Regions from separate parts of the Homo sapiens genome. Here region 2 is linked to region 1. Evidence: chromatin contacts called from ENCODE Hi-C or POLR2A ChIA-PET data. All regions are on one chromosome and are shown on one strand. Each heading gives the region's core, a stretch centred on a gene start or an enhancer-like site at or near the end of the contact. The rest is flanking DNA. Distances are from core to core; before and after follow the strand shown.

Region 1 (7,908 bases), core at 2,985-5,484:
AGATGGAATGGCTCAAATAAAATCAGTGGGATCTCTCCCTGAGGAGAATTTTGTCATCAGAAATAAAAGTGACAACACCAAGAGGGGAAGTGTTATAAATAAAGTGAGTAGTGTTTGGTAATCATCACCATTCTTGATTTCCTATGTGGAAATAGGACTTTGATATATGCATTTTTTAAAGCATCTTGCAATTTAAAAAATTACACATGGAACAAGCCAAATAAATATTTTTAAAATACTGTTTTTATTTAGAGAGAGAGACAGCTGTATAAACTGCTCTGTGTATGTGTAAAACATTGATAATACATTAGACATAATTTGCAGAAACTACTAATTTTCACATCATTTCCAAGTAGAACTGCAAAGGTACAGTACTGGTTTAGCTTTATGGTTAAAAGCATTGGCTCTAGAGCCAGATAACACAGGCTCAAACCCTAGTTCTGCCGTTTACTGGTTGTGTTACCTTGGGTAGGTTACTTGACCTTTTTGAGCTTCAGATTTCTAATCTTTATTTAATGAGTTTTAATAATAGAATAATAGGATTGCTTTGAGGATCAAATAAGTTAATAAACCACTTAGAACAGTGTTCAATAGGCTGGATTTTTGTTTGTTTGTTTGTTTGTTGCTATTCTTTTTGTGTTATGTTTTGTATCCAGCAGAAGTGGTTATTTAGCTTCCTATTTTATGAGGTAGGACTGATGGGAATTGACAGTCTTAGGAAAAAGTACAACTGTAAGTCAGTGGAAGTTTTTCCTAGTCAAGATGTCAAATGCCAGAGGTCGGATTCATGTGGCAGGATGGGGTCCAAACTGTACAAAAGCTTGGAGATGAATGAGGTGAGACAGCTAAGCTTAAGACAAAAAACAATGTGAAGTTATGTCCTTGGGCAGTGTTTGCAGTAGTATAGTGCCGCTTTGGAAAACTTAGAAGATGATCCTCAACTGTGTCCACTCAAAATAGATTGTGCATCTCAATGTCATAGAGTCAGAAATTTCTACCACTATCTGTTTAAATCATCGTTTATTTATATTCCTTAAATATTCATACCTTTCACATAAGTGAGATACATTATTTTTAAAAACGCAGTTTTCCTTCTTGATTTTTTCATATTGTCCCATTATTCTGAGAAGAGTTTATTTTATGAGAATTAAGTTATTATCTTACAGAATAAATCTGATTACTGACTAGATACAAGATAACCACATATTTTTCCTAGAATAATTTAATTCCAATTTTACTTATTTGTACCTTATATGACTTATTTTCAGGTTAGAAAAATGTGGTCCTACAGTTTTGTTTTGAAGTTTGCCTGGGCCATGTGAAGCCACCATTATCATTTACGTCAAAAATGAAGGTTATCTGTTGCCCAAGAGAAAAATACAGCATTCTCAATTTAAAACACTAAAATAGTGAGGGTTTCATAAGCTGTTTCAGTGATTTCTGACCTTGGGTTGGAAAGCTCTCATGTCTCAGTTACCTCAGTGGGTATAGTGACATTGTCCCAGTCTGCATTACCAAATTGTTTCAAATCACTTTAATTAAAAAAAAAAAAAAAAACCAGTCATGGTGACTCACGCTTGTAATTCCAGCACTTTGGGAGGCTGCAGTGGGAGGATCGCTTGAGTCCAGAAGGTGGAGACAAGCCTGGGCAACATAGTAAGACCCTGTCTCTACAAAAATTTTTTTAAAAATAAGAATAAATTATCTATATTGTAATTTCAAAGTTTAGGATTGAGAGATTGAGCTCATGCTTTTTAGTGTAATTATAATTTTGGAGCTATGCTGACATATTTGTAAACAAACGCTTAGTGAAAACTCATATAACAATAGAACAGCCAACTATACTGTATTAAGATTGCTACATGAGAAGAGTTCCCTTTAAAAAGGAAATTTCAACTCAGAGGAAAGTTTGATTTGTGTTCATTAGAGAACCAAAAATATTTAAAAATATTTTCCATGAGTTGAAAAGTAACATGAAAAAAATGGATTATTTTAAAAGCATTAATTGACACTTTAAAAAAATATATTTTTATAGAACCTCAAATTGAGTTAAAATTATACTTTTAGTCACTTTTAGGTTATAGTTTTCATATCAAATGTATTTTAAATTTAGGTTTTATGTCTTTTAAGTCTTCAAATAGGCCATTTTCTGCCTATTGCTCAAATATGTCGACCTTTATAGCATCAGGTCAGTTTACACTGAAAGCTTTCAATGTGTTTGGCATTTTTAATGGAAGTCAGGAGCTTTACAACAAAGAACACAGAAAATCATGTAAGAAGACAGTGTGAAAAAGCACTGGACTTGGAGTCAGTTATTTGGCTTCCTATGACAGGTCCCCATTTGATCACCATGTTACTCTGTGCGTGTCATGTTTTCTCGGAAGTATACCTGCCGCCATCTTGACTCCTTGGTTGAACAAATCTAATAAAGATAATGCACAGCACAGTACTTTTTGTAAACTGATACTCATCTCTGTGAAATAATTCATTTATCTGAAAAGCAATATAAATGCATGTTTAAAAATATACTGTGAAAGTCAATATTTTTATGAATTCTGCTCATGAATCCCACAACTGTATGTTGTTCTCATGAACAGTAAAATTGAAAATGTAATTATTGTTTTTATAAGGATAATTGGTAGTATAAATTTTAATCTATTTAGAATAACAGGTGGGTGAAAAGAATACAGACTTTTCCTCCAGGATGAGTCATAGATTTTAAAAATTAAGATGATATTTACCATTTAGTCTACAGTTTTGAGAATGATAGTTCTATTGCTTGAAAGAGTTAGATACCTTCCAAAAGAGAAAAGGAATGTAATGGGAGGAGAGATAGGCAACAGAAAACAAGCATCTGTCCCTTATGGAGAAAAATGTATTTTTAACAGATACTAGAGAATATAGAAGTTGCTATATCAACAAAAAATTTTTATTTGCTCAAACAGGTGGATAAGCCAATGTGTATTTACTGAATAAATGAGTATGTGCTAGTGGAAATCAATGAGTGAGTGAATAAGTGAACAAGTAAATGGATAAACTCAGTAGGTAACACATTATTCTTCCTGTTTATTATTTTTAGGAAACAATACTTATTTGAAAGTATTACAAAGAATTCACTTAAAGAACCCTGGTGAAATTCCTCATTTTCTCTTGTGGTAATAGGCAGTTGTTATAGTACAGTCATAATCTTTTGGTTGTAATTTATTATGTAGGTTGAATTACTCTACATTTACAGAGCTTTTGGGAATCAGGAGATGAGAAAACACAAATAATAAGCAAAAGGGCAGTTAGTACTATCCTAAAAATAAACATTGGCCCATGTAATCACATCCTAAATAAAATAAACTGAAGTGGGTTAAGAAAATTATAGCGGTTTAGAAGAATTTAGTGTGTTTTCTAGCCCCATTTTCATTTGATTTTGATAGTAATGATTATTAAAGGAAGACAGAGTACTTTGTACTTTTAACATTTAGCCGGCAGCAGCAATTGCAGCAATATCCAAAGTGTATTGAATGTCTTTGGTGTAGAAAAAGGCACTGGACTTGATATGATCATAGAAGGTTTTTAAGTGCTTGAGAAAAAGGTTGGGGAAGCAGGTGAAATATGAGATTAGGGCTTGTTGGAAGTCTTAGGACATTACAGAGAGCATAATAAGTCTTACTACCTCCTGGGAACAGAATGCATGGTTACAAAAATAAACTGAGGTGGAATTTGAAGAGAAGGGAAGAACTTTGGCTGACAGGGAAGCAAGATCAGGTTAGCAAAAATTCTGGCTATCAAGACCTCTCCTGGGGCCCATTCCCTAAGAATGTATCCCTTGTGCTAAATAGAGTATGTATGTACAGGCACACTGTACATGTTTGAAATACTTGAATAACAGTTCTTCAGGGATTACTGTGTAATTATTTGTATCTATTGCCTTTATCTTAGTGCTGATTTATGGGGCTAGATTTTGACTTAAGTTACCTACAATGTCTTGTTTCATAGTTTGAGAAAGTACATAAACAATATTGAAAAAACTAAACATCAGTGGTGTTATTTAGTGAATAGAACAGTTGGAAACATATCTTATTTTTAAAAGAATAGCTGAATGTGACATATCCATGGCATGTTAAAAAATGAAAAAAAATGGAAACTGACTTTGAACAGATTATTGAAATGCTAGTGTATAATTTTTCTGAGTTGCACTATAAAAAATTTTTACTCTTGCAACTAGAGGAAATCACTCAACTGGAAGTGCTGGATATAATTTCTGACTTATCCATTAGTCATCCTAATAATAAGAAAGTATTTAGTTCCTTTTTTTCATAGCGGTCCATCTTAAACAATAAAATTACATAGCCCACTCAAAGATATTTCAGGAAAATTGAGGTGTTGCTTTCAAAAAAGTATTAAAAAGTGGGCACAGTAAATTGTCTGTGTGTGTGTGTGTATGTGTGTATTTTAATGCTACTGTTTTTATCATTCATTTCTCATCATGTAGATAGGAAGGTTAGCAGAAAATTACCTTGAGATTTATAGTTGGGATGACTAGGCCTGGAGCATTGCCCTTTGCTAAGATAAGAAATATAGGTGTTAAAATTGATGTTTTCTCTTTCTTTTTAGGGAGAACATGTAATTGGTTTGGGAGGGTTGAATTTAAGGAAAAACATCTGAAACCCTCTTACACAGACTGATAGTGCTGTGATAGGAAGAAAATACCCAGAGAGAATGTACAGTAAGAAGAAGGAATCTAAAGACAAACCTTGGCGCATCTCTCTATAACCAGCAGTCAGAAAGGAGGGAAATCAAAAGAAAGTGTCAGAGAATGAGTAGGTTAATACATAGCAGGTAAATGAGGATGGTGCTTTGCCAAGGCAAAAGAGAAAAACATTCAGAAAGTAACTAGTTATTCTATAGAGAAGACAAGAAATGAGAAAAAAATCACTTTGGCTGTTAAAAGGACAGTAGTAATCTTTGAAAGCAGATGAGTAGAATTGGGAGAGAGGAGGTAGAATTCAGATTGTAAACCAGATTCCAAGAAGATGAGTCACTAGTAAATTGGGAGGTAATGCATGAGGCCTCAACACATGTAGACAACTCTATAAAGAAATTCAATAATAATAAGAGAAGTGGGAGTCAGCTGAAGGATTCAGCACAGAAGAGGTTGTTGTAGAGCAGTGAGGGTTATTCCACTGCAGAATAGTGGAAGCATGTCTTTTTCACTAAGGGAAGGGGCAGCCGTCAGTGGAGAGTGAAAGAATGAATGACAAATCGCTAAAATAGGGAAATATCAGAGAAGATGAGAAGGGATTAAGAAAAAGTGAGTTAGAGAGATTGGCCTTGAATGGAAGATTAACCAAAAACTTCCTGAGAGACAGAAATGAAGGTGCTTAGCCAGATTCCATTCCCTAATACTACCTGCATTTTGGTCATCCTTGTCATTTGGGTGGTTCCATGCCTTGGGTCCACACTCCTTTCTTTACTCTTTTTAAAAATATTTTATTTTAACTTTGACTTATAGACCCATCTCGATAGAATTTCATGAGGGCAGAGGACATGTTTTATCCATGCATGTGTTCTAATGTGTTTCGGTAACCCCCGAAGTCAGTGCTCTTAGGGGAAGAAGTTTCATAGCCCTGCCTATCGATCATAGTACAAGGCTGATGACTAATTAGCTACCTAGGTGAACCTCAAAAGCTGTTTCCAAAACAAGTCCTCAATTTCTAATGAATGGGGCAGATTATTATGTATCAGACTTTTTTTTTTCCTGTTTTTGGTTAATAAAGTTACTGCATAACAAAACATAACTTAGAGTTCAGAAGTGGATATATCCAAAGCCAGATAGAAGTTGTAACTATAATTCATTGTAATAAGTAGAAACATTTAACTGAAAAAAATGAAAAGACAAAAATTTGCAAGGCAAATAGTTGTTAAATGCCATGGTTTATACCACTATGTCAAACAAATGAGATTTCATTATGTCATTATATTTTGTCTGATCCATACCATAAGCACAAATCCCTTGATTAGAATAGTTGGATTGCATTTTCTGATTCTTACATAGCAAAAATAACTCTAAGCAAAAGTTAACTAAATGTTGTCTGCCTCTCATGTAGAAAACATGTTTTATGTTAGTGTTTGTTTTATGGTTGCTATTTTTTCTGTAAGTTATTAGTTTTCGAGTTTTATTAAAGGTGTAATTTCACAGTTGGAGTATATTTGTCAAATCCTGACCCTTTTTACTTGTACATATATGGTACAACAATTTTTTAAACACCTTTTTATGTGTAAACACTTATAGGAGGGGTTTTAAGGTAGTGGGCTTGAAGTCAGACTGCTAGTGTGTTGAATTCTGGCCTCAGGAATCACTAGCTATGCAATCAGATACAAGTTACTATAAGCTGTAGTTGTGTCATCTGTAACACTGGGTTACTTAAAATTCTTTGCTGAAGTGACTTTTAAGATATTTAAATGAAGTGAAACACAAAAAGCATGCAAACAGGGTCTAGCACATGATAAAGCCTTATTAAATGTTAGCTACTATTATTATATTTTCAGATTATATTTTGGAGATTCAAAAGTACTTAGTAAATGTCCAGCATTGCTCTAAGCATATACTTGGTCTCTACTAATCCACTTTATTTATTTTTTTCACAAATGATCGATAATCTATTTTTCAAAGTACAGTTAGACATAGAAACATTATGAACTGTCTACCATTTTTATGGCTTTAGACTCAACATTATATTTGAAGTGAAAAATTGTAGCTATTTTAATTCCTAAATTATGTAAAGCTATAAAATGTGTTATGTTAGCCAGTTGATTTTATTCCTCCTGAAAATACTTTGTTTTATTTCTCTTCAGAAGGAAAAATAGAAAGATAAGACAGTAAATTTAGGATGAGCAAAATATGGCCGATGACAGCTTTCATGTATTCATTTTTTCATGTTTTAAAAATTATTACTATCACTAATCACTTAAAACACTGGTTGATTATGACTGTTGTACAGTTGCACAGACATCTTGTTTTCTTCTAGAGAGTCCCAGGAAAGCATGAGAACATCATTTAACTACACTAGAATTGTAAATTAAAACAATTTTATCCTGGCTCACGTCTCTAGGGCTGCCTTGAACCACTCTTTAGTGTAGACTCTCCTGTCCAACCTCCCTGGAGTTTTTAAAACACATCGCCCTGTCTCACATTTCTGTCTTCACACAATTTTCTTTTCATAAAAATTTTCCCACCCTGGTTTTTTTTTGCTGTTGTTGTTTTTTTTTGGTTGTTGTTGTTTTTAAACTTACGACTCATCCTTTTAGACTCAATACCGGAGACAGCTCCTCTGGGGAGTCTCCCTTGATCCCCTCCATTTCCTAAGCTGTGGGAAATGTCTCCGTTAGTAACCCACATCAGTTCCTGTTGCAGTCATTTACTGACCTGAGTCCTCTGGGATGCAGCAGAGACACATCATTTGCCCTGCATGTACTGTGGCTAACACTGTTGTGTCAGTGCTCACTTAGTGTTGGTTGAATGACTGCATGCAAGAATAGCTGTTTTAATTTGGACATTAGGCTAAGTTTTATCCTTTTTAGGGAGGTGCATGGATGTAAACTTCTTGGATTATGTAGTACGTTATGAAATGAACTTGTTTAAGTCTATTTTATGATGAATAGTTTACAAACATAGAAACAACACTTGTAGTAAACTCTCTTAAAATTAAATCCAGACAGATTTAAACTATGTGTGTCAGATATAATTTTTTGTCTTTTATATGAGAGTACAAAAGTCAGAGTACTCTGTGATCAGCGAACAAAAACACACCTCAGTCTCAGAAGCTTATCCTAGCAAAGGTGTCTTTCTTTCTCCTGTAAAGTCAATGGTGTACTCTTTCATCCAACTACTCAGGAATCCAAGCTTACTCTGCCTTC
Region 2 (7,908 bases), core at 1,544-4,043, 39 kb after region 1:
GGATCCTTTGTAATGATCTTCCCCTTGGGTAGTTCAAAAGATATTTTTAAAGTTATTTTTCAAAGAGCACAGTATTTGAAGATTTTAATAAGATATAAATCTAGAGTACTTTGGGGAAAAAAAGCTCAATTCTAGAAAAGGAAAAATCATACCATACAGTGAAGTGATATATTAGTCAAATAATCTATGAAAAAATTCAAGAAAATAGAGCATGTGTTCATTTTTGGTTGAAAAAAAGGAACTTTTTTTATGAACAAGAGAATGCATTTGATGCTCTCTTGGGAAACTGTTACACCCTTCTCTAATTGTGTTTTTCACATTTTATGTTCAAGTGTAGATGACTGAAGAGATAACATAACCTGTTCATATTTTTCATAGAACATATTAAAGCCTGTTTCTATGGCAACAACTTTTAATTGGCAAATCCCATTCTGTCAGCACTCTCAAGTGGATTTTTCTTGGGTACATTGAATTGTTAGAAATGCTTCACAAAGTAAAAGTTAGATTTGGCATTACTGTTTGGCATGAAAGATGTTCATGGTCAAGGATTTATTTTATTAAATAATTTATAGTATGTGTAGTAAGTTGCTGTACAGATGATACATCTATCTCAACATCCCGTTGGTGTGTCAAGATACCTGCTGAGAATTGATACAGACACTTAGGGCTTGCACACTGAAAATAGCAACTTGGGTTATTTCACACAAGTAAAGTAGGCAAATGCCTTACCTGGCAGGAAAAAAAAAGTTTGAAAAAAACACTAAAATCCTTTTAGGCAACATTTTAGACTTTTTAAAGCAGCATATTTATAGTTTTTATTTCCTTATGGCTCTGACTTTAATAGTATAGGTTGATTTGTTAGAAACATAGTTTGCAGCTTTCTTACTCATAAATTTTATTTCTTGAATCAATGTGGTGCAGAATGTTGAAGCAGGTATTTGGTAAGTTGGATCTGGCTACTGCAGTGTTGTAAAAATAGATTAAGTAAACAGACACAACAGGCCAATGCAGCTTGAGTTTTGAACCCTTCTGAGACCCCGTATAGCTTTAATAGTCTTTAGTTCTAAGAAGGAAAACTATGAATCTCTCAGGTAATTTTAATATTATATAATGAAGGAAGATCTATCTTACAGCCAATAATCAGGTGTTGTATCTTTTGTAATTATTTCAGAGCGCTTTATCTGAAAGCTTCAATTTTTAAGCTATTCCAGTCTGTGTATTTTTTTTTTTTTTTTTGGTCTTTGCTATTTTTATATCACTGCGGTAGCATAACCCTGCACCAAGTACAAGACAGTATTGCAGTTTGTGTTGAATGTAAAACTGTTATTAAATGAAAGCTAATAAAGCAAATTCTTGGAAAGAAGGAAATTGTCTACATTCAAGACTTAAAATATTAAAATCAAATTTGTCTTCTAAAAATTAAAATATGAAAGGACTAAATGAAACTGTATATTTCCCCCTCTTCAAAAGTCATGACTTCATGTAGTCAAGGACCAAAATCTGATTAGTCACTCGTATTAATTATTTTTCACTGTTGCATAAATTCTGTAAAAGTGTTCCTTTCTCATATATCATCTTTGTCTCTTAAAACTGTCCTTACTGTGTTTTTGGATTTTTGTCCTTTTCATCAGAAGTCACAGAAAGCTTTTATGGCTGAATAGTTCAACCTCACCTAGGTAAAGTGCCATTGTATCTTTCTAATCCATATGTTTCCTGAGCAGTTATGACTCTTGTAATTTTATAATTATATTTAAAAGAAATAAATTGTGTGTATATATATTTATAAATATAAGTATGTGTACACACATGCATATATGCTCTGTGGGTATATTTGTATGAATTTATTGCTAGTAGTCTAAGAAAAGGATGAGATGGTATTATTAATAACTTAGATGAAGAGTGGTAAGCCAGTTTACCAAGGCTTTTCCATAAATTAGTGAGAAAGGTAAAAGTAAAAATAAAGATTAGATGGCCTACAGCTCCCTGTAAAATAATCCGTTCTCAGAACCACAGGCCTTTTGCATTGTTTTATGGGCCAACAGGCTTTCACTAGACCCTTGACATTCTTGTAGTTTAGATTTCTGGTTTTTAACATTCAGGAACTGTCCCAAAGATTCATTACATGTAATCGATTGTTTTTGGTCCTTGGGAGGAAATTTTCATCAGGTGCTCTGAGTTGACTTGAGGACTCAGCTGGAGAAGGCATCTAGTTGGCTACCCTCTTCAAGATATCTTTGTTGACTGTTCATATAAGCCATAACTATGGTGAGGAGGATGGAGTATTTGTCCATTTGGGAATTTACAAAGGTCCGTGGAACACATAACATTAAAATATCAGGTTCTTTTCATACCAGTGCTTTACAAACAGGACTTGAGAAATGAGAATAGTATAATAAATGTCAGTAGTTATGGATTTTAGCTTTTCAGCTTTTATTAACCCTACCAGTCCCAGTCCCATAGTTGAGTGAAACAATAAATGTCTGTCTTCTCTTTGCTCTCAATTTCTATGCCAAGTGCAGTTCCCTTGATTGTGAGTGCTTCAGACTCCCAGCTCTTACCTTTACCTACCTAGGTCCAATCTAAAGTTTCCGACTTTGAGGAGGTATGACTAGGTACTGTATGGGAAAAGGATAGGATAGAAAGGGGCATAGAATTCCTAGGAAATGACCACTGATTCTGGTTCAGAGGCCTAGCAGTTGAAAGCTAGAGCTGGAAATCTGGAAGCTTTATTAATGGTATTTAGTAGGTATCTGGCAGCACATCTGGTAGCCTGCATGTGCATTATTTACACAGGTATTCAGGTAGATGAAGTGACTAAATGAAGAAATATCTTTATCACACACAATGAATCATGTTCTAACGTAAGGGCAAAGAAGGAAGGTGAAGTGGTGGAGGAATAGTTTCTGAGTTACTGGAAAATATGAATGTAGACATTATTAATAAAGATTAATAATAAACCTTTTCTGGTTTAGAGCCTAATTCACATGCTTTTAAACAGTTGACATGAAATATTTCATAGATTTAAATGGGGATCAGTCTTTATACATACCCTTTTTATACAGTCATGCATCTCTTTTTTTTTTGAGATGGAGTTTCACTCTTGTTGCCTAGGCTGGAGTGCAGTGGCGTGATCTCGGCTCACCACAACCTCCGCCTCCCAGGTTCAATCGATTCTCCGGCCTCAGCCTCCAGAGTAGCTGGGACTACAGGCATGCATCACCATGCCCGGCTAATTTTTGTATTTTTAGTAGAGATGGGGTTTCTCCATGTTGGTCAGGCTGGTCTTGAACCCCTGACCTCAGGTGATCCACCCACCTCAGCCTCCCAAAGTACTAGGAGTAGCACAGGTAGCACAGGCATGAGCCACAGTGCCTGGCCCCGTATCTCTTAACGATTGGGATATGTTCTGAGGAATGCATTGTTAGGTGATTTTGTCATTATGTAAACATCATAGAGTATACGTGCACACACCTGGACGATATGGCCTCCTACATATCCAGGCTATGTGGTTATAGCCTATTGCTTCTAGGCTGGAAACCTGTACTGCGTGTAACTGTACTGAATACCAAGGGCAATTGTATCTCAGTGGTATTTGTGTATCTAGACATAGAAAAGGCACAGTAAACATATGGTATGAGAGATTACAAATTTTTACACCTGTATAGTATATTTATGATGACTGGAACTTGCAGGACTGGAAGTTGTTCTGGATGAGTGAGTGAGTAGTGAGTGAATGTGAAGGCCTCAGAGATTACTATACATGACTGTTGGCTTTACAAACACTGTGCTCTTAGGCTATACTAAATGTATATGTTTTGTTCTTCAACAAATTAACCTTAATGTAATTTATTTATTTATTTATTTATTTTTTGAGATGGAGTCTCGCTCTGTTGCCCAGGCTGGACTGCAGTAGCACGATCTCAGCTCACTGCAACATATGCCTCCCGGGTTCAAGAAATTCTCCTGCCTCAGCCTCCCAAGTAGCTGGGACTACAGGCTGCCATGCCTGGCTAATTTTTGTATTTTTAGTAGAGACGGGGTTTCACCATATTGGCCAGGCTGGTCTCGAACTCCTGACCTTGTGATCCACCTGCTTCGGCCTCCCAAAGAACTTTTTTAAATTTATAATTAAAAAAAAAAAAACTTACTGACTCTTTTGTAATAACACTTAGCTTAAAATGCAAACAGATTGTACATCTGTACAAAAACTTTTTTATATCTTTAAGGCTTTTCTCTATTTTTTTTTTTATTTTGTAAACCTTTAAAAACTAAGACACAAACGTATATGTTATTTTAGGCCTACACAGGGTTGGGACCATTAATATCAATGTCTTCTTCACTCCACATCTTGTCCCACTAGAAGGTCTTCAAGAATGATACCATGCATGGAGCTGTCATCTCCTATGATAACAATGCCTTCTTCTGGAATACCTCCTGAAGGGCCTGCTGGAGGCTGTTTTACAGTTAACTTTTTTTTTTTAATTATTAGAAAGAGTACATGCTAATGATAAGTAGTATAGTAAATAAGTAAACCAGTAGCACAATCATTTATTATCATGTATTTTGTACTGTACATAATTGTATTGTTATGCACACACACACACACACACACACACACACACACTCTGATATAAGTGGGTTGTAGTCCTCTGGTGACTTAGGCCGAGATAGTTTTTGAAAATGAAATGCCATACCTTCTTTATTGTAGTGGCAAATCAAAGCTAAGTAGCAGTAAAACTGTTAATGGACTAGGATACTTGATGCAGGGAGAGGGTCACAGGGCACAGGCAAGAATGCCCTTGCCCTAAAGACTGCAGAGTAGCAGAGCAGGAGCAGCACTTTGTGGAAAGACCCAGCTTAACCAGAACAATGCCCAAAAACCTTTGAAGTGCAGTGATGTGAGAGCGAGACTAGAAAACTTTCATTTAACAAATCTAGATAAACTTAAAATAAGAACAACAGCTATACTCTACCTGTGTTCTCTAGGTGCTAGGTATTGACTTCACACAAATGTTCATTTAAATCCTCTTATATAACCTTATCAGGGAGATAGTATAGTTATTCCCATTTTATTGGTGAAGAAACAGAGGTTTAGAGGATTAAGTGCTATGTACAAGGCCGCAGGGCTGGTAAATGGCAAAATTGGGATTTGAACCTGAATACATCTTTCTGCTTTTTGAGTTCCTACTATTAAGCACTCTCTCCTTTTTCAGTTTTAAAGGAATGTTGCAGCATAATATTACACATTAAGTTGCCCTTTCTTAGATAAATTAAAACCTTACCTAAAATGAATAATGATTCTAAGTTTGAACCATGAAATCTTCATAGCAAGGACGGATGTTATGTAACTGCTTAAACTTCTGTTCACAGATTTTTGACACTACCTTTCAAATTTATGACCTTCTTTCTATGTTTTCGTTTTTTCTTCCAGTTCTTCATACCTATAAACCTTCCTCCTTTTGACCTTGTTATTTGCATTTGAAAACTTGGTCCATAAAGCTTTCCTGAAAATCACATGGGAAGCAGTATTTCATACAGCTCCAGAAAACTTTTGGAAGGAAGGCTGACAGTGTTGGGGGCTTAATTCTACATGCTTCTTTATTCTCTGCATTTAGCTCCTGCCTGACATGTGCAGCATATTGCTAAACACATGTGAGACATTATTGTAGTGATATTTCCTATAGAAAACACCTTGGTATAATTCAAGATGAAAAATAGAATATACATGAGAGGTGAAAAGGCAACTTTGATTAGTAAAGTGCTGACATCCCAGTTGGAAGCACTGAGAAGTACATTCAATTGCCTCTGGCTTGCTGAATCTGTCTATCCCATACCCACCCCCATCTCACAGGGCTAACAGGGAAGCACATTTTGAAAATTCTGATGAATGCATTCCAATTCTCTTTTGGTGGGAAAGGCTGAGTTTGCAGGGAATTGGTAGTAAAGTATTGGCACTTTCTTTGTTTCTATAATATCAATAAATTGCAAACTGTCGTTTCTTTTACTGAACATGTGTTTCAAATACAGAGCTCATCATTAAGTCCTGTCATTTTGTGCAAAAAAAAAAAGTATGATTACATTATAGAGAAGCAGTTGACATTTATAAATAGTAAGTAGTGGCATAAAGACTTTTCTCTTTACGTAGTGCAACATGAACAGAAATCTCCGCAAGAAGTACCTGAAGATGGGTCTTAATATTTTTTTAAATATAATCCCCTGCTTAGGTAACATTACACATAGGTTAATGTGTATTTCACTTATTTCTTTGTAATACTTTTATTATCAATTTCAGAGCTCATTTCTGAGACAAAAATTCAGAACTAAAATTGATATTAAAACCATTGGAGTGGTGTTAATGGGAGACAGAGTTAAACAAATTGAGCCTTTTGTACATATTTACATTTCATGTGCTTTTTAAAAACTCAAAAAATGAATGGAATGCTTTTGAAAATCAGCATACTTATTCTACTTCTTCCTCTTTGAATAAACTGCTATCCCAGAATTTCTACTTTTTAAAAGCAGCAACAAGAAGTAAAACAAAACATTCAAAGCCTTGATGTTGAGATTTTGAATAATACATGTCTGTTTTAACATTTATCCTTAACCCCTTTCTATTTTTATCCTCTTTGGCAAAATTATGTAATAGCCTTAACTGGGTGAGCCATAGTCTCCAGATGGGTAAGATATACACAGAGAAGGAAGATATATTACAAAAGCACCTTTTAGAATATTCCATGTTCTGGCAATACAAACACGTTCTTCTGAAAGGTAGCTACTCCCAGTTTTTTGCAGTAATGTCAGGGAAACTTTATATGAGATGTAAAAATATTCCTGAGAAGTATTCTGAGTAGAAAATCCCAAAGGCCTTCTTTTTTTGTTGTTTTTAACAGGAAAACATGCTTGTACAGATGGCTAGTTGAATTTTCTAGCTTTTAAAATGGTGTACAATTTGTTGCGTTGGATCCTAAGTTTCTAGAGTGCTGCTATCTTATTGCTTCAAGGTACCTCCTAAAAGAAGCCCAGAATCTCTTGCCAAGATGCCTCCCATAGGAAGGTACCAGAACTCCTTTACATAAACATCTCTGTTCTCTCACCCAGCCCTCCCTGGCCTGTCTCCTTGACTTCTGTCATTCCTCCCTGAAATCCCTTTTCCATGAATACCTGCTTTCTAGATAGTCCTGAACTGCTGGAAAATAGATATTGTATTCCCAATAGACTGGGAGTAGAAAGGGCCCCTGGCCATTGATGGCTTTTAAATCTGGAATGTAGGTTAGAGCTACAAATTAGCTTGCAGCTACAGTCTATCTTAGAGAATTTCTTGATATCCAAGACTAATCCTAGGTATCAGATAACTTTTAATGGGCATGATAATTTTAGGCCTTTTACTTTCTGAGCATTGAATCTACCCAAGAATAGCAGCAAAGAGCTAAAAGTCTCTGGAACTGTACTGAAACACTGGGTGAGAAAGCCATTGACTTACCTTCTTAAGGAAATGAATGTTACGGTGAAATATGATTCAGGTCTGAGGGAATATCGTTTGACTATTAGTATCCCAGCTTTATTTGTACCTCTTCTTGAGAGTGTTTCTCATGAAGTTACCTTCCATTAATGTCTTCTATAGCTAGCTTTCTTTACCAGTTGGAATTGCATTTTGTATTTCTTTTTCTATCCTGCATCACCCAGCATAATGATAAGCAAGTAGATACCTTATATATTTATTAATGGATAAATATGAGTATTAACAACACATTGTGGATATATGTTCCCCTTTCCTGTGCGTGAGCTATAGTTGGCACAGTGAATTTCAGCATTATGTAGTTCACTAGTTCTTTGTAGAAATTGTTTTCTCAAAGGTAATTTCTTTATCGCCTTTAGTAGGAGATATGAAATTATTTTAAATAATTTTTT

What was found. Hi-C counts contacts between places; a loop is a spot of excess contacts on that map. ChIA-PET counts read pairs that join two places held with the same protein, here RNA polymerase II (POLR2A). Pooled maps may share reads with other maps.
Region 2: a map of mammary epithelial cell shows a loop between it and region 1 (2.0-fold over the local background). The contact joins two enhancer-like sites. A Hi-C loop is called at or near these places in 10 of 168 maps with a recorded cell type or tissue (B cell, CD4-positive, alpha-beta T cell, CD4-positive, alpha-beta memory T cell and 7 more), 9 of 37 single-sample maps with no recorded cell type and 11 of 50 pooled maps. POLR2A ChIA-PET finds 5 or more read pairs at or near these places in 15 of 52 experiments (A673, CD4-positive, alpha-beta T cell, CD4-positive, alpha-beta memory T cell and 11 more).

The regions. Positions count from the first base shown.
Region 1 is chr3:152,345,342-152,353,249 of GRCh38, forward strand. All of the region lies in intron 2 of MBNL1 (muscleblind like splicing regulator 1), which reads left to right. Among named protein-coding and RNA genes, the nearest start is that of MBNL1-AS1, 80 kb to the left of the region's middle. Within about 2 kb of position 4,235, at least 3 of the 41 ENCODE cell types and tissues checked have a DNase peak (open chromatin) inside an H3K27ac peak, as active enhancers do; they include PC-3, where a contact is called at or near this core.
Region 2 is chr3:152,386,023-152,393,930 of GRCh38, forward strand. All of the region lies in intron 2 of MBNL1 (muscleblind like splicing regulator 1), which reads left to right. Among named protein-coding and RNA genes, the nearest start is that of MBNL1-AS1, 120 kb to the left of the region's middle. Within about 2 kb of position 2,794, at least 4 of the 41 ENCODE cell types and tissues checked have a DNase peak (open chromatin) inside an H3K27ac peak, as active enhancers do; they include PC-3, where a contact is called at or near this core.